Regions from separate parts of the Homo sapiens genome. Here region 2 is linked to region 1. A link is a loop called in an ENCODE intact Hi-C map of the cell type or tissue named here. Cell type or tissue: Caco-2. All regions are shown on one strand. Links, peaks and the distances in the headings refer to the core of each region. The heading gives the core; the rest is flanking DNA. Region 1 holds the start of LOC124903356 (a long non-coding RNA gene). Region 2 overlaps PTPN21 (protein tyrosine phosphatase non-receptor type 21).

What was found. Peaks named below come from ENCODE experiments on the same cell type or tissue, not always from the same donor. Only the 100,000 strongest peaks of a DNase experiment are listed, where the experiment ranks them.
Region 2: it touches region 1 in a loop (27-fold over the local background); 7 of 110 quality-filtered maps call a loop at or near these places.

The regions. Positions count from the first base shown.
Region 1 is chr14:89,008,037-89,020,022 of GRCh38, forward strand. It overlaps LOC124903356 (a long non-coding RNA gene), which reads left to right and starts at 5,359. Exons shown (of 2, transcript XR_007064297.1): 1 at 5,359-5,523. In Caco-2, for the core only: a CTCF peak has its summit at 5,151; DNase peaks (open chromatin) are centred at 4,385 and 5,235; H3K4me3 peaks cover 2,488 bases.
Region 2 is chr14:88,485,711-88,497,696 of GRCh38, forward strand. It overlaps PTPN21 (protein tyrosine phosphatase non-receptor type 21), which reads right to left. Exons shown (of 19, transcript NM_007039.4): 9 at 11,493-11,580; 10 at 10,703-10,782; 11 at 72-132. Among named protein-coding and RNA genes, the nearest start is that of PTPN21, 63 kb to the right of the region's middle. RefSeq lists an enhancer at 6,733-6,922. In Caco-2, for the core only: a CTCF peak has its summit at 6,670 (motif pointing right); a DNase peak (open chromatin) is centred at 6,701.

The DNA of each region.
Region 1 (11,986 bases), core at 2,090-10,089:
TGATGGGCATCAATATTTCAAAGGGACTGTGAGAATGACACTTTCCCAGGCTGACTGGCAAAGGAAATGATCTCATCACTGATAATCTGCTATGATACTCAGTTCCTGGCCCTCTCAGCCTACCAAGGGTTTAAACTAGAGTGAAGAAAGGGGTGAGAAGACTTCTTTGTTGCCTCAGGGAGAGAGATCTGTGTGCCACCTTCTGATCCCAAACCCAGGGCTTTGAAATGTTGGAGCCTCAGAGAACTGGGGCCTCACTCATGCCTGAGAAATCTTACATGGACCTGGGTAGAGGGTGGGGAATTAGCCTCACCCAGGGAGTCCTGCACAGGAGCAAAGGCTGATTAAATGCTCTGATGGGGCTCCAGGACAAGACTGGGATTTGCCACCCCACAGAAATGGTCAGAGCTTGAACGAGACAGAAACTCCCCTATCCAGAGGTGGCCATGCCAGAGAGTCCCCATAATGATAGAGTGCAGAGTCAACACCATCAGAGGTTGCATCTAGAGGGGAGAGTGGATAAGCTGGTCTCCAAAACTGCACTGTCTCCTGAAGAGAAGGGCACAACAGAGGGAGCTGCCTGTTACCCATCTATGAGCTAAGGCACCCCTCTGAACAGAGATGCACTAGCCAGAGCCAAGGGGGCTGCAGGAGACAGGCCCAGCAGGCTCTTGGAAGAGCCTGGAAAGGTGCCTGTCGATAAAAGCCATCTTGACCGTCACTAGGCAGACCAAGAGAGAGCAGAGTCATTCACACAAGTGTGAGCAGTCCTTTCCCATACCTCTCCTCCTTCCCCCAGCTCTGGTTGAAGAAAAGTCCAAACTACAGCAAAGAGTGGATAAGGAGGTGAGCAGGCAGGCCACGGGAGGAGAAGCCAGCGGTGCCCTGCTTCCCCCACTGCTGGAGACAGTCTAAAGCAGGCCTGAGCCAAGTCAAGATTGGAGTTGTGTTGAATAGCTTGGACAGGGCATTCTAATTACTGACTGGGCTTTGTTTGAGATTTTCTGCCATTGCAGCACTTTGTTATTCAAAAGTGAGCAGAAAAGTCAAGGGATCTGCTAGACTAGGTAGGGGAAGACAACCTCTACTGAACAAAGATTAAAGGGAGGTGGGAGACAAAAAATAAAAGTATGTTTTGTTAGATCAGGTGTAATGTTGTGGTTTTTGTTTGTTTGTTTGTTTGTTTGTTTGTTTTTGAGACAGAGTCTTGCTCTGTCACCCAGGTTGGAGTGCAGTGGTGCAAATCTTGGCTCACTGCAACCTCCACCTCCTGGGTTCAAGTGATTCTTACAGTTCAGCCTCCTGAATAGCTGAGATTACAGGCGTCTGCCACCACATCCAGCTAAATTTTGTACTTTTAGTAGAGATGGGGTTTCACCATGTTGGTCAGGCTGGTCTTGAACTCCTGACCTCAGGTGATCCACCCCCCTCAACCTCCTAAAGTGCTGGGATTACAGGCATGAGCCACCGTGCCCAGCCTGAGATCAGGTGTAATGTTTATTCAATACTCTGGTTGCATGAGCATTAGCTTATTCAGCCCTCACTTTTCATAAGACTTAGCTTCCTAGCAGTGTTTAGGAAAAACCTTTCTGGTCATGATATGGGTATGCTGAGGAGAAAAGGTCTTCCTTGAATAAATGGACTTTTTTTTAACCACTGAATAAAATTGAACTTGTTTATTTATCACAGGATTGCTCAGAGCCTTTAATATACCAATGTGCATTTTTGACCTAGAAGAGGAAGACTTCTTAGAGAGCACTTCTCATGCTCATTTGATTGCATGTGTTCTTAGAGTGTATTTAGGAGCTTCAATGAAGGGTTTAGAAAATGCTCCCCTGTAACACAGCAATAGCATCTGTATTTGGTAGATGAAGAATGTCTTGGCTGCATCTTTTATGCTGAAAAGAGTAGAGACAGGCCCAGGTCACCTTAGGAGATGATGACTTATTAAAAGGATAAACATGGAAATAAGGAAGTCAAGATTCTCAAGCAGAGGGGTCAGGCCCCAAAGGACTAGAACAAAATTTGGTAATTGAAAAGTCATTCAAAAGACAACACAGCTCTTTGGCAATGATTTATTGGATATGACACCAAAAGCACAGGAAACAAAAGAAAATAATAAATTGGATTACATCAAAATTTAAAACTTCTGTGCATCAAAGGACACAATCAAGAGTGTAAAGGCAACCATAGGATGGGAGAAAATATTTGCAAATCACATATACAATAAGAGATTAATATGTAGAATATACAAAAAACTCCTATAACTCAACAACAAAAAAAGCAATCAATCCTAATTTTAAAATGAGCAAAAGATTTGAACAGACATTTCTTCAAAAGATATACAAATGGCCAATAAGTGTATGAAACAATACCCTTTCATGATCCAATCAGCCCAGGCCAGAGTGGTACTATCATATGGTAGACAGGATAGCTGAGAAAGGTACTATGACAGACATGGCTAGTTGTCTGACAAGGGTGCCATGACAATTCACTAGGGGAAAGATTAGGCCATTCAAAAAACAGTGCCAGGACAACTGGATATCCACATGCAAAAGAATGAAGTTGACCCTATACCTCATGCCTCATATAAAAATTAACTCAAAATAGATAATAGACTCAAACATAAGGGCTACAAATCTTCTACCTGAAAACAAAGGTATAAATATCTACGATCTTGGGTTAGACAATGGTTTCTTAGATATGATATTAAAATCACAAGTAACAAAAATAAATAGACCAATTGGATATCATCAAAATAAAAAATATTTGTGCCTAAAGGGACAACCATGAAGAAAGTGAAAACACAACCCAGAAAATGGGAGAAAATAACTGCAAATCATATTTCTGGTAAGGAAACTGTACTCAGAATATATATTTGAAAAAACTCTTACAACTTAATAATAAAAACATTAACAACCCAATTTAAAATGGGCAAGACATTTGTCCAAAGAAGATATACAAATGGTCAAAAAGTCTCCACATCATTAGTCATCAGGGAAATGAAAAAAAAAAAACTACAATGAGATTCTACTTCACGTCCACTATAATGAAAAGGACAGATTATAATACATGTTGGCAAGGACACGGAGAAATTAGAACACTCATACACTGCTAGAGGGAATGTAAAATGGTATAGCCCTTTTGGAAAAGTCTGTCAGTTCTTCAAAAGGTTAAACATAGAGTTACCATATGATCCAGCCATTCTACTCCTAGTTATATAACCAAGAGAAATAAAAACATTTCCACACAAAAAGTTGTGCACAAATGCTCATCGCAGCATTATTCACAATACCCCAGAAGGAGAAACAACCCAAATGTCCATCAACTTATAAATGAATAAACAACTATGGCATATCCATACAATGGTATATTATTTGACAATATGAAGGAGCGAAGTACTTATGACACATGCTACACCAGGCATGAACTTTGAAGAGATCATGCAAAGTGAAAAGAGCCAGTCACGAAGGACCATATATTGCACAATCCTAGTTATGTGAAACGTCCAGAGCAGGCAAATCTATAGAGACACAAAGTAGGTTAGTGGTTGCCTACGGCTGTAGGGAATGGAGAGATGAAAGGGAAGGACAAGGGGGTGGGAATGCCTAAGGAGTCCACAGGTTTCTTTTTAGGATAATGAAAAATGTTATAAAGTTTATTGGGTAACAGATGCACAAACATGTGAATATACTAAAGGTCACTGAATTGTACACTTCAAATGAGATGAGTGAATTGTATGGTATGTGAATTACACCTCAATAAAACTTTTTAAAAATGGTTTTTTTCTATATAATATTAATTCTCTTCTTCCCGAACAACCCAAAACTCATTTGATTCAAGACACTCCGCTAAAGAACTACATTTCCCAGCCTCCCTAGCTAAGTATAGCCACATTACAACTTCCGGCCAATAAAATGCAAGCAGATATTTTTTGTGGGACATCCAAGAAGGCTGCTTAAAGGGAATCAACTGAATGATACTTATTCTTTAGTCCTCTTTTATTTTCTCCTGCAGCTGGCCTAGAACTCAAATATGACGACTAGCAGTTATTTGGGGTCGTGAGTTGACCTTGAGGGTGAAGATCACATGCCGAGAAAGACAGAAGGAAAATTAAGAGCTTGGGTCCCTGATAATCCCATGGAAACACACCCTATCTATCAGCCTTGGATTGCTCACCTCTAGACTTCTTTTGTGTGAATGAGAAACAACCTCCTATCTTGTTGGTTCTCCTCTTTTATGGAACAGATCCTAATCTTAGCTGACAGCCTAATCCTAATTACCCAAGGTTACTAGTACACAGTAGAGCCGATACCCAAAGCCGTTTCCCTTCCTCCTCCAATATGCCGGCATTTCTGTAGATCGAATGACCTGAGGTTCAGAGGTGAAGAAATCATTCTGTGAAGACAAGACTGCCTGAAATAAAAAGCTGCTATGGGAGATAACACGGGAAGGACAGAGTGGGAACAGATTGCAGAGACTGAGACGTTGAGGAGGTGATACTTTATCCTGCAGGTAAAAAGCCGTAGAATACCAGGATGAAAGGAATGTGTGGTAAAGATTAACCTGTACACATACTACACTAAGTGGTTAGATTAAGGCAAACTAAATTTGCCCAGTGGGAGAAGAGAGAACAAATATAGTAATGAGCTTACACATTAACTGTTGCAGCCACATAGATTAAATCACAACAAACCATCCTCGAATCAACTCAGGGAATCCTCAGAAAAGCAAATGAGAGCAAAACACACTTATTTACGCAAATGTGGAGAGAAGGAGGATTTTTTTTTTTCCAAATTTGGCAAAATACTCCTTTTTTCAAGCCCGTCACCATCCCTGCCACATGGGATGCCCTAGGACACATTCATTATACCACAGGTTTCCGGCTGACTCTGCAGGTCTCAGAAGTCTAGATTGCCTTCAGAAACCCGCCCGTATGGGCTGGCTATCTGAAAGTTCGATTTTTTTTTTCTATTATCACTTTTTTTTCTCAAGGGCTTCAAAACCCATCTTTTAGTAGCTGATCAGGTTCCTACAACTTTTCTGTAAAGTTCAGGGGGAGGTGGGGAATTGATCTGAAATATTTTCAATTTTCTTGTGTGTGGAGGATGTCTGTTTCCTTGGTCGGCTGGCGCCCTCTGTCCTTGGGGAAATGCACTTCCCCTATTTCACGTGGTGCTGGTGGGACTGCCAATCACAGCGCCTTCTTCAGCCTCCTGGTCACATGAATGGGACCTGGCCAATCACAAAACTCCATTCTCCGACCTCCAATGATTGAGAAGACCGCAGGACCAAAGCAGGACCAATCAGAGCCTTCCATGGATGCTAGGCTAATAGGAACCCTGAGAAGGAGGTTATGTTCTTTCTCCAGGATGGTGGATTATTAGGGTCATGGAGCCTGACGCTGCCAGAACTTTTTTTCCCACCTCATGGAAAGAAGAACTTCCTGGAAGGAAGGCAGGACTGAGAGTTGGAATGAAAATGACAGAGCCCTGTCCACACCGTTAAAGTACTCAAATCCAGGTAGGACTGCAAGCAGTTCAACTCTTGGACTTTTAAGTTATATGAACTGAAAAAGAAATTAATTAGATTTCTGTCACTTGCAGCTGCAACAGTTCTGATGAATAATACAAAGTCCAGACAAAACAGGGTATCAAGGCACATCTGTCCAAGCAACTCAACAGGTCTTTATCTCAACATTTTCAAAAGGGAATGTCAGGTCAACCCAGGGTTCTGGAAATATTTGGGGAAAGGTAAATAATATACATAGAAAGTGGCTTGGGTTTTCTGGCTCCGTCATTCTTGCTAGCTACCTAGGATCAGAGTGATTGCAAAAATCAGATTCTGGCCCATGTGGGGTGCAAACTAGGTCTCTGGCATCATGTAACTGAGCTAATTTTGAAGCATAGGCTTTCCTCAATTCTTAAAATAAAAAGCCCCCCACATTGTGTCAATCATGTAGCCAATTAAGAGACCTAGAAATGACAAACCACCGCATTGTCAAGGTAGATTAAAGACACAGAAGACGTTTCTGATGGTTGGGATAATTAGACTGTCATCGTGCTGCATGGCCCGATCTGCTTGCCAGAGAGGGGGATGTGGAGGAGCCCAGGATTATTTTAACAGGTGGTTTAGGGAGCTAACTCCCCTGAACGCTCACCTGCTTGGCCCAGAGCAGGGATTGAAATACCAAAACCAGGAGACTGGGAGCGAGGTGTGTTTCTGTGCATGCCTATGTGTTTTTATTCCTGATGTATAAATACAGCCAAGGTGTACTGTAATCAAGCAGCCCCCATCTGTTTGCAAAATACAGCCACCTTCCACAGTTCATCTGCCCCAAGGGCTTTATTTGAGATGGAGTTTATTTGCCCAGCAATTTACTTCCTTTCCTTTCCTCTGGGAGCCCTCACGACCCCATTTAAACCTTTGAATGCACGTATCAAATTTCAGATTTGATTCCTCCCAACTCACACCTCTTCCCAGCCAGTCCACATAAATCCTCACGAACGGTGATTACCTTCCTTGCCCCAGAGACCTAGAGAACTCCAGTTGAACAAGATTATTCAGCTCCCAAAGACTAAATAGAGGAACTATCCCTAATTTACAGACAGTTAGTACCTCTCGTCCACATCCTCCTTGGGGGGAAGTGGGTCTGTATTGCTTTGCTGCAGGAAGTCACAAATCTAGTGCTAAAAAAAATCCATATTTATATACACATGAGGGCCCCAAAGGCAAAAATCTATAAGAGGTACTAGACTGCCAGAAACACAGCGGGATGAAGAAAGTGTTATTTGTTGTTATCTTCTCAAGGAGATCTGTGTGTGTTGCAGGAATAGTTTAATACACTGCTTGCAATCCATGGTAGCTTAAGCCACTTTCCCAAGAGTATGGGTCCAAAAAGCAGAAAGGCTTTTATCTTGCTGGGTGTTGGACACAGGGCCGGGGCCTCAAGGGAATTGCTTTAGATGATTGAGGCAGTTTGGGTGGGGACTGCAGACAACAGTCTTCCTCCCACCTATCCTTTTGTGTTTGTACCTATTGCTGCCATAACAAATTATCACAAACTTGGTGGCTTAAAACAACAGAAATGTATCCTTTTAAAGCTCTAGAGGCCAGAAATCCAAAACATTCCTACTGGGCTAAGATCAAGGTGTGAGTTTTGCAGAGCTGTGCTCCCTCTGGAGGTCCTAGGGGAGAATCTTTTTCTATATCTTTCCAACTTCTTGAGCAGCATTCCTTGGCTCATGGCCCCTTTTACCACCTTCAAAGCCAGCAATGTGACATCTTCTCTCTCCGATTCCTTCCTTTTGCCCTCATCACATGGCTTTTTCCTCTTCTGTCAGTAGTCACATCTCCCTCTGTCTGCCTCTTATGTGGACACTAGTGATTACATTGGGCCTACTCAAATAATTTCCCCATCTCAAAATTCCCAATTTATTCACATCTGCAAAAACCCTTAGTTTATGTAATGTAACATTGAGAGGTTCCAGAGTTTAGGATCTGGTATCTTTGGAGGTCACTATTCAGCGAATGATGCTTCCTGTTAGGGGTTGAAGAGTTATTTCCCACTTATTGATTAGGGGAAGCAGTCACTCTCAGTCTGGTGGTAGGAGTTCAAATTGATGCCGGACAACTTGGCAGTCTCTATCAAGAGTAAAATATATTTTCTCTTGCATTCAGCAGTTTCTTCTAGGAATTCATCGATTCAGCTTCTAAGAATTCATCATGGAGATGTTTTTGAAAATGGATGTGTAAGGATTTTTTTTCTAGGGTTGTTATAACAGCCCAATTTTCTAAACAAACTGCATGGCCCCAGCTATGAGGGCTGGTTGGACAAATTAAGGAACATCCATATCATAAAATGCTGTGCAATTATAGAAGAGAATGAGATAGATCTGTGTAAGTTAATGTGGAAGCCTTTAAGATAAGGGAATAAAATAAGGTCATAGACAGTATGCAGAGTAATTCTCATGTGTGTAAACAAGAGGAGTGTGTGTGTGTGTGTGTGTGTGTGTGTGTGTGTGTGTGTATTTGTATAGACCTACAATATTCCTGGAGACAGAGGACAAGTTGTTCCCTCTGTGGAGGGTGACTAGGAAGATGGAGGTATGGAATACAAGTGGTTTTAAGTTTTTACAGTGGGTATTTATTACTTTTAAAAGCAGTTAATGAAAAAAGAGAGCAAACATTGGTTTGAAAGAGCTCGTTTTCAAGAAGCGACTTTTATTAGCCTTTCCAAGGCACCCATAATTTCTGGTCTTATCTCCCCAACTCCTCAACCCTCATCACCAAGACTGAGGTCTTTCCGGCTGGGCGCAGTGGCTCACACCTGTAATCCCAGCACTCTGGGAGGCCAAGGCAGGTAGATCACGAGGTCAGAAGATCGAGACCATCCTGGCTAACATGGTGAAACCCCCGTCTCTACTAAAAATACAAAAAAAAACAGCTGGGCGTAGTGGCGGGCGCCTGTAGTCCCAGCTACTTGGGAGGCTAAGGCAGGAGAATGGCATGAACCCAGGAGGTGGAGCTTGCAGTAAGCCAAGATCGTGGTACTGCACTCCAGTCTGGGCAACAGAGTGAGACTCCATCTGAAATAAATAAAAAAAAAACACAAACAAAGAACAGACTGAGGTCTTTCCTACAATCCCACAAGATCACAGTACCTTTCTCCTTGGAGGCTCCCACAGGTATCCTTTGAAGCCAGATTGATTTCTGCAGGTTACAAATGGGAATTTGCAGGGGACATTTACAGTGGGGGGAAAATATTAATAATTTTCTCCGATCATAAACCAAGACTGGGAGAGGGGTAGCAGGAAAAGAATCTCGGCCTAGAGTTGAATACTTTGGAGTTCAAATTCTGGCCATGTGACCTTGAGCAAGTCACCAAACCATTCTGAACCTCAGTTTCCTCATCCACAAGATAGGAATAATGATATGAACTCAGGACTGTGGTGAAAATCAAAATTAAAAGTGAGACTATAGGAGATTGTGTTTTGGAAGCTTTAGACACTCCCCAAGTGGATGCCCTCTCTGGGGATTGCCCTGACCCCATGCTCAGACTGTGTTGGTAGGGAGAAGACCTAGATCTGAGGAATGTAGGGTTAATAGTACAGGAGCTTCGGAACTTGTGGCTGCTTTGTTACATAGAGGAAGGCACAAGGTCTGTGTGCCTGAGATTCTAGTCTATAAAACAGAATTCATAAAACACAAAGTTAATAGATAAGGCAGTGTAGGGTTTAGTTGGCCTTGTAGTACATTAAGAACCTCTTGAAATTAAAAAAAAAATGTTAAAGGCTATGAGATACCCACGGTCTCTTGACTATTGATGCTGAACCAACAGTACTGCTCCAACTCAAAACCAACGTTCTTGGCTCAAACCACTGCATGTCCAGAGCCAGAGGGTAAATAAATACACAAGACAATTGCAAGGGGATCATGAGGTGACCAAGGCTGGCTGTGAATTGGAGCCAAGTAAGTGAATTGGAAGTAGAGCACAGCCACATGAGGCAAACAAACTCTGCTCCAGGTGTGTGGATGGGCTCAGAGCTTCTCATGCCCGCTCTGACTGGACTTGCTGGCTGGGCTCCGGCCATGTGAGCAGAAGCCTGGGATGCTTCAGCCTCATTGCACAATACATTGTACTCATCCTGAACCAAATACCGAAGCAGGAAGAGGTGTCTGTCCAGACTGCAAAGGAGGACAACTTTTCTTAGAAGCCCCCCAGGTCCATTGTGCCATGTCAAAACTCTCCACGTAGCCTTAAAAAGATCAATGCTGTTCAGTTTCCTTAGACTACATTTGAAGTGAAGAATTCCCTTTCCTGGAGTTGTTATAGTGGAGTGCCAGCCCCGTACCTGAGTCCTGGCCTTGACATTTACTAAGTGGGTAACCTTGGGCAAGTTGTTAAACTCTCTGAGACTTCATTTCTTCATTTACAAAATGGGTATCATACCAAATTTCCTAATTTCTAAGATGACATTTTGCAACATTTCGGAAACCATGCTGGGTCTTATGATTAAGGTGTATATTTAATTTGCCATTGCTTCTTTTATTCTTAGACTCTTGCAGGATCACTGATATTTTTAACAGCTGTATTAGCATTTCTTTATTAGCAGCTTTATTCACACACCATGCAATTCACCAATTTAAATTTTACAGTTCAGTGATTTTCAGTATATTCACAGAGTTGTACATTCATTACCACAATCAATTTTAGAACATCTTCCCCAAAAGAAAACCTCTACTGTTTAGTTATTGTATAACCCAAGTCTTTCTGTCTTTATAGTCAGGCCTTTTCTGGACATTTGCTACAAATGAAATCATATGATATGTGGTCCTTTGTGTCTGGCTTCCTTCATTTGGCATGTTTTCTAGGTTCATCCATGTTGTGACATGCATCAATAATTAATTTCTTTTTATGTCTGAATTAATATTCCATCATATGAACATGCCATATTTTATTTATCTATTCATCAATTGATGTTTGTTTCTTTGTGTCTGTTTTATGAATAAAACTACTATGAACATTCATGTACAAGCTTTTGTCTGAACATCTTTTCATTTTTCTTGGATATGTAACTAGGAGTGAAATTGTTGGGTCATATGTTAACTTGGTGACAATGGTTAACTGAGAAACTACCAGACTTTTCCAAAGTGGCTGCACCATTTATTTATTTATTTATTTGAAGTAGAGTCTTGCTCTTTCCTCCAGGATGGAGTACAGTGGTGCAATCTCAGCTCACTGGAACCTCCGCCTCCTGGGTTTAAGCCATTCTCCTGCCTCAGCCTCCTGAGTAGCTGGGACTACAGGTGCGTGCGACCACACCTGGCTAATTTTTGTGTTTTTAATAGAGATGGGGTTTCGTCATGTTGATCAGGCTGGTCTTGAACTCCTGACTTCAGGTAATTCACCCTCCTCAGTCTCCCAAAGCTCTGAGATTACAGGCGTGAGCCACCGCGCCTCGCCAGCTGCACCATTTTACATTCCTGCCCGCAGTGTATGATAATTCCAATTTCTCTACATCTTTTCCAACACTTTTTATTGTCTGATTTTTTTTATTATAGCCATCCTGTGAATGTGAAGTATTATCTCATTGTAGTTTAATTTGCATTTCCCTGATGATAAATGATGGTAATATATTTTTGCCTGTTGGTCATTTGTGTATCTTCTTTGGAGAAAGTTCTCTTCAGAAACTTTGCCCATTTTTAAGTTGAATTGTCTTTTTATTACTTAGTTGTAAGAGTTTTTAAAATATATTTTAGACACAAGTGCCTTACTGATATATTATTTGTAAATATTTTCTCCCATTCTGTGTGTTGTCTTTACACTTTCTTGATGGTATCCTTTTAATCATGAATATTAATTTTGACAAAGCCCAAACAATCTCCTTTTCTGTTTGTTGCTGTGCTTTTGGTATCATAATTAAGGAATCATTTTAAAATAAAAATCACAGTGGTTTGCCTTCTAAGATTAAAGTTTTATTTCTCACAGTTAGGTCTGTGATCCATTTTGAGTTCATGTTTATATGTAATGTGAGGCAAGGGTCCAGATTCATTCTTTTGCATGTGGACTTCCAGTTGTCCCAGCACTATTCGTTGAAAAGAATACTCTTTCCCCATTGAATTTTCTAGGCACTCATCTTGAAAATCAATTGACCATGCATGTGAGAGTTTATTTCTGGACCCTCAATTCCATTCCACTGATCTGTCTGTCCGTCCTCATATAGACAGTACCACATGTTCTTGATCACTGCAGAATTGTAGTTAGCTCTAAAATCAGAGAATGTGAGTCCTCCAATGTCGTTCTTCTTTTTCAAGATTGTGTTGGCTGTTCTCAGTCCCTTACACTTCCTTAAGAATTTTAGTATCAGCTTGTCAATATCTGCAAAAAGACATCTGAGATTTTAATAGGGAATGTGTTCAATCTGTAGATCAGTTTAGGGAATATTGCTATCTGAGTAATATTAACTCTTCTAATCCATGAACA
Region 2 (11,986 bases), core at 1,896-9,895, 520 kb before region 1:
TTGAAAGCATATTTTATTCAGGAAAAACATCACTAAAATAAAAAAGCAATCATATTTTCCTTGTTTCTTACCAGAGACATCCTTGAAGAAGACCTCCTCCTGATTGGGTTCACTGTGACAGTCTGAGTTTGCCTATAAAATAGGATGACTCTGAGAAGAGCACATACACACTCTCTCTTAAATTCTACCAAAACAAGATATAGGAATGTAAAATAATAAATCTTCTCAGGCAAAAAAAAAGACAAGCTATCTAAGTCATGAAGTCAAAGAAAAGAAGGGAGGTTCTCTGTCGGCCCGTGGGGCCTCAGCCCTTTCCTGCTGCCCCAACCCGTCAACCTGCCCTGTGGTTTCAGGCTCCCCACACAGCATCATCGCCTGGACCCACAAGGGGATCAGAGCATACTTCCCAGGCCCATCCAATAAACCTCTGGATTAGCCATAAGCAGTGGGGAAAGAGACAAGGCTACATCACCCACACACTTGTCGCAGGAGAAGCTGGATTCAGTGCAAATGCAAATGTGTTTCTCCTATGCGCTGGGGGAGCCCTGGGTCCCTCCACTAACCTTCCTCCCGGGGGACCATCCACTGTCAACCCAGAAGCCTCAAGCAGTAAGAACTGCCTTTAATTAAAAGTCTGTTAACCACAGACTACAAACATAATGAAGAAATGAATTTATGATTTTAGTGACAAGAATCTACATTTCCAAGTGCAGTAAGCATGCTCCTGTAGACCCGCCTCTTGGGAGCATCTTGGGCCCAGGAGTTCAAGACCAGCCTAGACAACATAGTGAGACCCCATCTTTTAAAAAACTCAAATATAAAAAAATTTCAAACCTACGTATTTTTTAAATCTACATTTCCTCTAAGGAACCAAGGGAAAGCAAAGCACAAGACTTGGTTCAGTGAGCCGATGGTAAACCCATTTACCTTTCTTTGCAAGAAATTTCTGATTTGTTTTGAATATACTTTTTAAAAAAACACCTAAGGCCAGGCGCAGTGGCTCACACCTGTAATCCCAAACTTTCAGAGGCCAAGGCGGGTGGATCACCTGAAGTCAGGAGTTCGAGACCACCTGGCCAACATGGTGAAACCTCATCTCTACTGAAAATACAAAAACTAGCTGGGCATGGTGGTGGGTGCCTATAATCCCAGCTACTCGGGAGTCTGAGGCAGGGGAGTCACTTGAACCCAGGAGGCAGAGGTTGCAGTGAGCCGAGATTGCGCCATTGCACTCCAGCCTGGGCAACAAGAGCGAGATTCTAGCCTCAAAAAAAAAAAAAAAAAAAAGTACCTAAACGTATTAGGGAGTGCTGACAAACACTAATGTGATAATGTGAGATTTTCAACTACTCACACAGCAAGTTCTATCTTTAAAAAAACAATAAGGTAAAAAAAGGAAACAGACACAGAAAAGCCCATTTGTAACTATTGTTTTCAAATAAAGGCAAGATTTTTTTTTCTTCTGTGTGGTCAGTTTTACTGCAAGATCTAGGAACCTAAACACACTGGATTCTTGGCTTTGTTGATGACATGTAGTTTTGTCAAAGCACTTTTTCTTATACCTTTTACCACCTATTCCTGGTTCATGTACTTATGTAACACATAATCACTGATTACAAAAATATTTTGTGACCTTTGGTTACAGTGTTCTAAGGACTAATTACTAGAAAATCCATCATGACAAAGTGAATATTCAATCCATTTAAGCAAATTTACCATAATATCAAGCCTCATGTCTCATAAATTAATATTACTCTTAGCACTCTGAAAACTAGTATCTTATATTCAAAAACCCTGAATATTAGCTTATTTTTATAAGACTCTTGAGATAAAAAGAAAACTAGTACATACTAGTTTTAACATCAGGTGATTACAACTGCTTTTACTAGCTTTTATAAATAATTTCATTTCTTTGTTACTGGAAAGTATTCAGGCTGTTAATGAAAAATAAATGTCTCTTTTCCAAAAGATATTCCATTCTTCCAGTATTTATTTTGGTGACACAAGTCTGCATGGCGTGTCTGGGTTTTAAAAAATAAAAAATAAAAAATAAAAAATACTCCTTAACTGCACATTAATATATTCCTTAAAATTAGTGCCCACAAATTAGCCAGGCGCGGTGGCAGGCGCCTGTAATCCCAGCTACTCAGGACGCTGAGGCAGGAGAATCGCTTGAGCCAAGGGGGCGGAGGTTGCAGTGAGCCGAGATCACGCCACTGCACTCCAGCCTGGGCGACAGAGTGAGACTCCATCTCAAAAAAAAAAAAAAAAAAAATAGTGCCCAGAATTTGAAGACGCTGCATTTTTGCAGCCTTGAAATTTACTTTGTCTCTGGTTATTCTTCATTGTCAGGACTAGGTTTAGGCAAACTGGGTCCTCTGAACCCTGTGTTCAGTCTAGCAGAGACTCACTGTCTAGATGGACTGAACTTAAGAAACTTTTAAAGTACTACAAATTCACAAGGATTGCCAACAGAATTCTCTGTCAACAAACTCCAACAACATGTCTACAGTTGCCCAGCCTGGGGCAAAAATAAAACACAAAACCCAAGGATGCAGAGCTTCAGCACATGGGCGGCCCTCCCACACTGAGAGCTTATCTTGGCGCTCTTGCCGCAGCACCCAGTGTGGAGGCGAACACTGCCCACTGTAGTAGCCGGCTCTACTAAGAAAACAAACTACAAAAGCGTGTACCTGCCAAAGTGCTTGACCCAGGCAGCCACGCCATCAGTTCTAATAGTCTAACCTTCTCTTTCTTCTTGGCATTGTTCTTATAAATGCAGTTTACTCTGAGACCAGCTATCCTCAGCTTGGCATACAAGAGAAAACCATGTAACTGTTGGCTGTGGTTTCCAAACTTTTTGGGCAGTTACTATGTTGATGGGTGCTGCTAAATAACTGAGAAGAAATCACTAGAATCTGTGTGCCAAAGAAGACAAAATAAAAATTAAAAAGGCTGAGCCAGGCGTGGTGGCACATGCCCGTGTAGTGCCAGCGACTTGGAAGGCTGAGGCAGGAGGATCCCTTGAATCCAGGAGTTCATGGCTGTAGTGCACTACGATCCCATCTGCGAATTCCCACCATATTCTACCTGGGAAACTGGGATACTAGGACCTGGTGTCTTTAAAAAAAAGAAAAAAGTCTACCAGCCCAAGTAAAATCAATATTATTTATTGAAACTGTGCTAAGGACTGTACATGATTATCTCGTGGAATGTGAACACCAAACCCATAAGGGAGGTCCAGTTATTATCCTGATTTTACAGATAAGGAAAGTGATACGTAAGTTCAGTAAGTTGCTCCTGGTCACATGGCAAACAAGTAGTAGAACCGGCATTTGAACCAGCAGGTCTGTCAGATTCCTGAGTGTATGTGTCTAACAATCATGTGTCCAACCTGCTCCCCAACCCCAACTAATCTGTAAGCTCCGTGGAGGCAAGATGTGGTATCCCTGGTGCCTTTGCTGAGCAAATGAGTGACTAACAAGTGAGGACTAAAGTGATGCTTATTACTAAGCATTTACAGCTGAGCTTGTATTTCTAAGCCTCGTCTGAATTTTGCTTTGTAAGTTTCCTTTCTTATACGATGTAAGGGAGTTAAGATTTTGATAAACAAAAAGATGCCATTGAAAGCTCATGCACTAATAGATAGTTCAAGGAATAGATTCCTTCCTGTAATCCCAGGTACTTAGGAGGCTGAGATGTGAGGATCACTTGAGGCCAGGGGTTTAAGACCAGCCTGGGCAACACAGCAAGACCCCATCTCTAAAAAACTAAAAAAAAAAATTAGCCAGGCATGGTGGCACACGCTTATAATCCTGGCTACTTCAGAAGCTGAGGGCTGAGGCCAGTGGATCCCTTAAGCCCGGGAGTCTGAGGTTACAGTGAGCTATGATCACACCACCACACTCCAGCCTGGAAGACAGAGCAAGACCCCGTCTCTTTAAAAAAATAAATAAATAAAAGTGTTAGATGGTGGAAATACCTAGCAAATGTTTGTCTCAATGACTTACACCTTTTGAGCTCACTATAGTAAGGGTAAGGAAGAATAAATGCTCTCCTCCCAGCCTACACTTGGGTAGACCAGGGCTGCATCCAAGCTGCTTACAGGTCACTGACTTGGCTCTGGGATGCCTGCTTCCACTGTTCACCCCCCTACCAAACCCCGCCTTAGGTGTAGCTTCCTGGCATTGTGGGATGGGAGAGGAACAAAGCCAGCAGAGACCATCTCAGGTAACTGGGAAGGAATACTGATGGAGGGAGAGGCCCTAGTGTCACTCCAGCCCCATGAAATGTGTGGTTTTCTTTTTTTTTTTTTGGAGATGGAGTCTTGCTCTGTCGCCCAGGCTGAAATGCAGTGGTGCGATCCTGGCTCACTGCAACCTCCACCTCCCAGGCTCAAGGGATTCTCCTGCCTCAGCCTTCCGAGCAGCTGGGATTATAGGCGCCCGCCACCACGCCAGGCTAAGTTTTGCATTTTTAGTAGAGACGGGGTTTCACCTTGTTGGCCAGGCTAGTCTTGAACTCCTGGCCTCAGATAATCCACCTGCTTCAGCCTCTCAAAGTGCTGGGATTACAGGCATGAGCCACCGTGACCGGCCGACATGTGTGGTTTTCCAGGGTGACACTGACCTTTATCCATATAAGAACCTACTCAGAAAAAGCCGCTGCCTCTCCTCGGCTCCACCAGGGGTCCATGTCCCCATACCCAGAGGTCCCACTGTTTGGCCTTGTGGCTGCTCCTCCTCTCCCCTCCCACCTCTTCCTGCCCTGCTCCTTCACATGGATCCATGGGAACTACTGGGTCCTCTCTACACTTCTGGGGCTCAGGGGACTGGAATGGGATAGGGGCTGCTCCATCTTCTTCCAGACTTCCTATAGTCTCTTCAAGCCCTGCAGTAGGCCAAGAAGATGGGTAAACTCTTTCCCTTTCCAGGCAGGGCCTACTCTAGTCAGTCTCCTGATTACAAAAGTCTCCGGAACCAAGGTGGACACCGGCTGCTATGTTCACCAACACCCCTGAGCTGCAGGGAGCACTCACCAGCCATCTCACTGCGCTCAGCGAGTGGCCTGCTGCAGTCTGAAATACAAGTTTCCCTTCTGGAGAAAGTCTCTTGAACCCTCTATCACTTGGCTTTGCAGGTTGAAGGATACCATCCTCCCTTTTCCTCACAGAAAAGAGCAGGGGAGCCACCTACACCAAGGGGCCTCTCATGACTCCCCAACTCTCTCGGCATTTTCCTTATATAAATCAGGGAGGGTGCTTACAGCATGACCAGTTCTGGGGCTTAGAGTGAGAGACAGTGGGTTTGAAGCAGATTTCTGATCTAACAGGTTGACATTATTATGTCATTTAATTCCCAATTCAACCATAAAGGAATATTAAGTATAAAAGTCTCAATATCCTCACTTTATAATTTTAAAAGACAGATTGTTATCCATCTAACATTTTTAAGGTTTGGATAACGATCATTCTGTTATCTAATGCACTTTGTTAGGGGGTGGAGGGAGAAGGCTGTTGGATTATGCCATTGTATAAATACTAAAATATAGTTATCTGGGTCAAGATTAGATGAGTCACATAAGGCCATCCCAAGCAGCAATAAACTACAATAGATCAGGACTGGGGGTAAAGGGGACACCCTGGGATTACAGTTCCCCTTTCTGTGCAAGTCGAGTCTATCTCCTGGGCCACCAGTCACCCCAGCCCAAAGCAGATGTCCAGAAGCCACCGTCCAGTTCCAGGCCAGGGGCAGTTTTGTTAAATGCCTATCACGCTTTAGTTTACCCATCTGGCCCATGACAACAAGTCTACCAATACTTCAGAATCATAATATTGGAACATGACTAAACAGTCTATATTGAGAGCCTTTAAAACATGGCCATAACAATTAAAGTTCTTTTCATTTTATTATCAAGCAAAATTTTAAAAGCTAATATTAAAAGCTTCATTTACTTTATGTGGGAAACAAACGCTCACAATGAAATATATTAGTTCCCTACAGAATGAATCATAAGTAATTACATAGGAATAGCTCATGGAAATCGACTGCCACAATCTATTGGATATATAGAGATTGAAAGCAAACTTTGGAAAACAGCCCTTTAAACATAACTATTCCATTTTAAAAAGATTCAGGTGTTCCTTATTTAGGTATAGCATATGCAACTGATGACATTAATGTAGTTTTGTTCACACTTGCCAATAAATAGCAATATTCCAAAAACTAGAGCTGAATTTCTAAGACTCATTCACCATAATCAATCATTTGTTGCTTTTCCCTCTTCCCTCTTTTACTTATTACAAGTTGTTAATTTGCAAAAAAAAAAACACAAAACAAAACAAACAAACAAACAAAAAACAGGCACTAACCACCAACCAATATGGATGCCTCATGGAAAGGGATTATGTTTTATGGTTTATTCAAAATGTAGACTCTCCACTATTTTCCAGAGAAGAAACAAACTGAGGTAATAATGGCTCAATATTATGAACACTCTTAACTTATTAAAGTCTTTAAAATGAAAATGCTGTGGTCCAACAGACTGCATTATCTACTGCTTGAATCTTAGAACTTACTTCTGCATAGAAATCATGCCACATATGGCTGGATAACCAGGCCAGCCCCAGGGAACCCCAAAGGCAAGTAGCACTACTGAATATCACCACCAGGGGGAACACTTTCATATGCAAATACACCCAGGCCCCTAGCAGAAACCGCTTCCCATATTTACAAAGAAAGCAGGTTCCTCCTCCCTGTCAGTGCTTACGAAAATCCCATCACCAGACCAGCGATGGGGACTCGGATGCAAACATGGTGCAGGGGAAGGCAGAGAAGAGACAGGGACTGGGCCATACATGCAAACCACTGGCCAGCTCCCCGTCCGGGTGGGCATCCCCGCATGTTATCTTTACACTGCTGCTCCTGCCCAGAGTTTCTCTCACACCCTGCAAGACAGAAGGCACTTCCACAGCCTTTCTCCTTCCTTCCTGGTGCTAAGGGACAAAATGCCCTTGTTAGACTTTGCCTCCACCCCATGCCTCATTTACAATCTGTAATAAAAGGAAGAGACAAAGGAGCAAAAGTGCTCTTCTCCCCTGTGACTCCCATCACTGCCACACTCCGGCTCCCATTGTTCACTAAGCCCTTATGCACCGGGCACCTTGCCAGACAGGGGACACGAAGATGAGGAAGAGGAGACCCTGCCCTCATGGAGCTTCATCAAACAAGAGAGACAGATCAAATGAAAATGATCTGTCAGTTGATATCTGTCAATATGAAAAAAGCAGGCAGGAACTACTCTAACAGGCTAGCACAGCGGCTAAGAGCACAGGCTCGAGTCTTGCTGCTCCACTTACTAGTTGTGTGGCAGGGCAAGACATTTCACTTCTGTAAGTCTCCATACCTTCATCAATAATGGGATAGTAATAATTGTGCCCAACAGGGTTACTGTAAGGATTAAAGAAAATAAAAGCTCTCAGTATAATGCTTGACACAGAGCAAGCATTTACTAAATTATTGTTATGAATTATTCAGGTCATTGTTATAAAAGAGGTAGAAAAAACAACTTTCAGAGTGGTGTCAAGGACTAAGCAAACTGAATGTTTGGTGGTGTCTATGGGGGCTGTATTTTAAACTCAATCTTGAAGAATGACTAAGAGTCTGTCAGAGAAGGGAAGGAAGGGCATTTTAGCAAAGGCCTGGGCTGGGGGCATTCACATGATAAGGAAAGATGCCTTCCTGGAGTCAGACTCCAAGGCCAACTGGGCTGGGGCAGCTAAGTCCAGAGAAGGACCTCAGGAGTCTGCCCTTAATCCTGTACCCAGGACGGGGCGGGTGAGAGGCACATGCTCAGATTTGTTCCTGACATGTAACTTCAAGAGCAGTGCTACATATTTTGCTTATCTATCCAGAAGACTGACTGCATACAGATGAGATAGGGCGTGGGGGGCCAAGTGGGAGGGAGCTCCAGGAGGTGCCTCCAGACATGGACCAGGGACAAGAGGACAGCTTAAAGAAAGGTTGTGGGAATTGAGTGCAACATTTCGGGTCTCAGCTTAGATGTCACTTGGCTGGGTAGCCTTTCCTATCTTGGCAGTTCTGGGTGACGTACCATTTTCCTAAGGGATCTTACAGCACCAAGACATCTTGAATCAGAGCTCTTAACACCTGTATCTATAGATTAGCTGAACAAATTCATTAAGGCCGACAGTGAGCCAGGCCCTTGCTTGGCATGGGGAATATAGCACTGAAGGCAGGGAAGAGTGTCTGTCCTCAAGCACTGCTCTAGAGCTAACCTGCTGGCAGGGGATACAGGCAAACAAACAAACAAACAAATATAGAAATTCACATGGTGCTAAGTGCTATAAAGAACAAAACAAAGTTAGAGGGTAAAGAGACAGATCATAGTGGAAGGGGGGTACCATAGGACAATCAGGGACAGCCTCTGAAGAGGGTCATATCTGACCAGACAGCAGGCTGCAATGAGGGAGCAAGGCAGGTGGAGACCTGGGAAAAGAGCAAGGACAGCATCCCCTAGGGTGAGGCACATCTGCAGCCTAGCCAGGATACCACTGTGGCTGGAACAGAGCAAGCAGGGAGGAGGATAAAAGACATAAGGTTGAAACCAGGCAAGGACCACACTGTGTATGGCCTCGTACTTTTATTAGAAGTAAAATGGGGCCAGGCCTGGTGGCTCACACCTGTCCAGCCCTTTGAGAGGCCGGGGCAGGAGGATTCCTAAAGTCCAGAAGTTTGAGACCGGTGTGGGTAACATAAGGAGATCCTGCCTCTATAAAAAACACCAAAAAATTAACCAGGTACACACCTGTGGTACCAGCTACTCAGGAGGCTGAGGTGGGAGGATCACCTGAGCCCAGGGAGGTTGAGAGGCTGCTGTGAGCCATGATCATGCCACTGTACTCAGCCTGGGTGACAGAGCTGTCTCAAAAACAAACTAAAAAAATTACTTAAAAAAAGAAGTGGAATGCCAAAGGAGGGTTAAGAAGAGTGAAAGGATCTGGGCAGGGTGCGGTGGCTCACACCTGTAATCCCAGCACTTTGGGAGGCTGAGGCAGGTGGATCACGAGGTCAGGAGATCAAGACCATCCTGGCCAACATGGTGAAACCCCATCTCTACTAAAAATACAAAAAATTAGCTGGGCGTGGTGGCATGTGCCTGTAGTCCCAGCTACTCAAGAGGCTGAGGCAGGAGAATCACTTGAACCCGGGAGGCGGAGGTTGCAGTGAGCCAAGATCGTGCCACTGCACTCCAGCCTGGGTGACAGAGCGAGACTCTGTCTCCAAAAAAAAAAAAAAAAAAAAAAAAAAGAAGAGTGTCAGTGTCAGGATCTGATTCAGGTTAAACTAAGATCATTCTGGCTGACATATGGAAAATAAGCTACAGGCAGCGAAGGCACAGAAACAGGAAAGTCAGAAGGCTACCTCAGTATTCTGATGAGAAGTAGTGGCAGCCAGCACTAAGCTGTTAACACGAGTGGTAAAAATGGTCAGGTTTCATACCACATCCAATTCATCAGCAAGTTCTGCCAGCTCTACCTTCAGAATATACAGGCAGTAGTATATATTCACCACAACTTTCAGAGTGGTATTGAGGACTAAGCACACTAAATGCTTGCGGTAGGATGCAGGAGTCAAGAGCTCAAGGAGGGCCGGGCACGGTGGCTCACGCCTGTAATCCCAGCACTTTGGGAGGCCAAGGCAGGCAGATCACCTGAGGTTGGAAGTTCAAGACCAGCCTGAACAACATGGAGAAACCCTGTCTCTACTAAAAATACAAAATTAGTGGGGTGTGGTGGCGCATGCCTGTAATCCCAGCTACTCGGGAGGCTGAGGCAGGAGAATCACTTGAACCGGGGGCTCAGGGGGAGGACAGGTCAGGAGAAGCCCCCTAGACGAAAGGATTTGGAGAAAAGGCCTCAGGACCAAACCAGCAAAGGTGACTGAGAAGAAACAGCCTAGAAAGAGGAAGCCGAGCAGGGGGTGGTGTCCTGGCAGCCGAAGAAGAGCAGGATTCCAGAAGGATGGAAGGAGCTGTCGGAGGATCAGTACTGCGGAGCGGTCAAGTGAGAGAACTCATGAAATGATCACTGGACGAAAGTCACCTGACCACAACAAGCAGCATCAGTAACGTGGAGGCTTAGGGAAAATGGGATGGAAGGAAGGAAACATACAAGCATACACAACTCTCTTGAGGAAACCTGCTATTCAGGAAAGCAGAGATATGGTGCAGAGGCTGGAGGGGAGTATAGATGAAGGACAATATTTTATATGTGCAATATCACCGTGTGCTTTATTGATCTGGCAAACAGTAAGAAACCCATGTGGGCTAAGAAAAATGCACACCAGGAAGGAGGGGCAAAAATTCTTCAGATAGCTGGAAAAGCTGAATAATCTTTAATGACTCAAAATGCTTACCAGAGGATTGATTTAAACAAATAAAGGATATTATTCCCTTTTTACCTTTCAAGAATTACAATGGTTCTTGTAACTAGTTGAAATAAATCTTAGAGGCATACAATGTAGTTATTACAAGTTGGTCCAAAGCTAAAATAGGAAAACAGCTATAGGATCAAGAAAAGATGTCAACTGATAAAATGTCTTTCTTGATGATACAGTATACTCAAGATTACAATTTCTAAATTCATTATTTTTGATAATTTCCATGAGCAGGACATACTTACAGGTTACACTGGTTTAGTCTGTAAAACTTGTGTCGCGCAACACAGAGTCTCCAAATGTATTTTGCTGTTTCCATGTCTTCCTAGCAAACAAAATAGGCATAAAGCAATATGAAAGCACACATACAACTTGATACGTTTAATGCAGAGTTTGTCTAAAGACATAATGGGTGACATCATATGACAAAGTCACTTTCAGAACACTATAAGCCTTTCATTTTCCAACACTGTGCCCATGGTATGAATACCACAAGTAGGATTTAATTTATGAAGACAAAACAATCTGTTCTAACAGTGTGATTCTCATATTAAACAGTTTCAAAATGACTTGGGAATCTAAAAACTATAAAAATACCAACTTTTATTCTTGCCAAATATACTCAAAGACATTTTTAAACAAAAATATGACTCAGTAACTCAATATTGCCTTTGTCAAGAGAGCAAAAGCAAGTAACTGTTAAATAACATTTCTTCAGAGCTATTCATTTATCAATGAAATTTAAGATATCAGTGCTTACTTTCTCCCCCACATAATCCCTGAAGTTTAATTTAAAGGTTATCATGATCAGACAGTAGTTATCCAAAGACTCATTCACTCAGCATTTACTGAGCAGCCATTTTTTGCTAACTGCCATTTTGCAAAATGCTATATGATAAAACTGCATGTTTTATACAATTACAAAATATTATCATTTTAATGCTGCCCTGCCTCCAAACACATACAGGCACGCAGAAGTAGAACTTGTTAACTTTTAGGAAAAACATTCCATGCAGACCCCTAATGTTTACTCACAGTTTGAAATTGAATGGTCTCCTCTTTATTTGCCAGCTCTAATGCAAAAAAGGACTTGTTGTGGGACATGTTGGCAATGTCATGCCACCTAAAGAACAGCAAATAGAGAACTGGCAATGTGAGTGCCCATGGGGGAAACAAGGAGATAGAATACACAAGTTTTCCCTAAGCCTGACGTGTAAGTTAGCATTTGGTAACATTTTTGAGAAAAACAAAAAACAAAAAACACGAGACCAGCCTGGCCAACATGGTGAAACCCTGTCTCTATTAAAAATACAAAAACTAGCCCAGGCGCAGTGGCTCACGCCTGTAATCTCAGCACTTTGGGAGGCCAAGGTGGGTGGATCACGAGGTCAGGAGATGGAGACCATCCTGGCTAACATGGTGAAACCCCGTCTCTACTAAAAATACAAAAAAAAAGAAAAAACTCGCCAGGCGTGGTAGCAGGTACCTGTAGGCCCAGCTACTCGGGAGGCTGAGGCGGGAGAATGGTG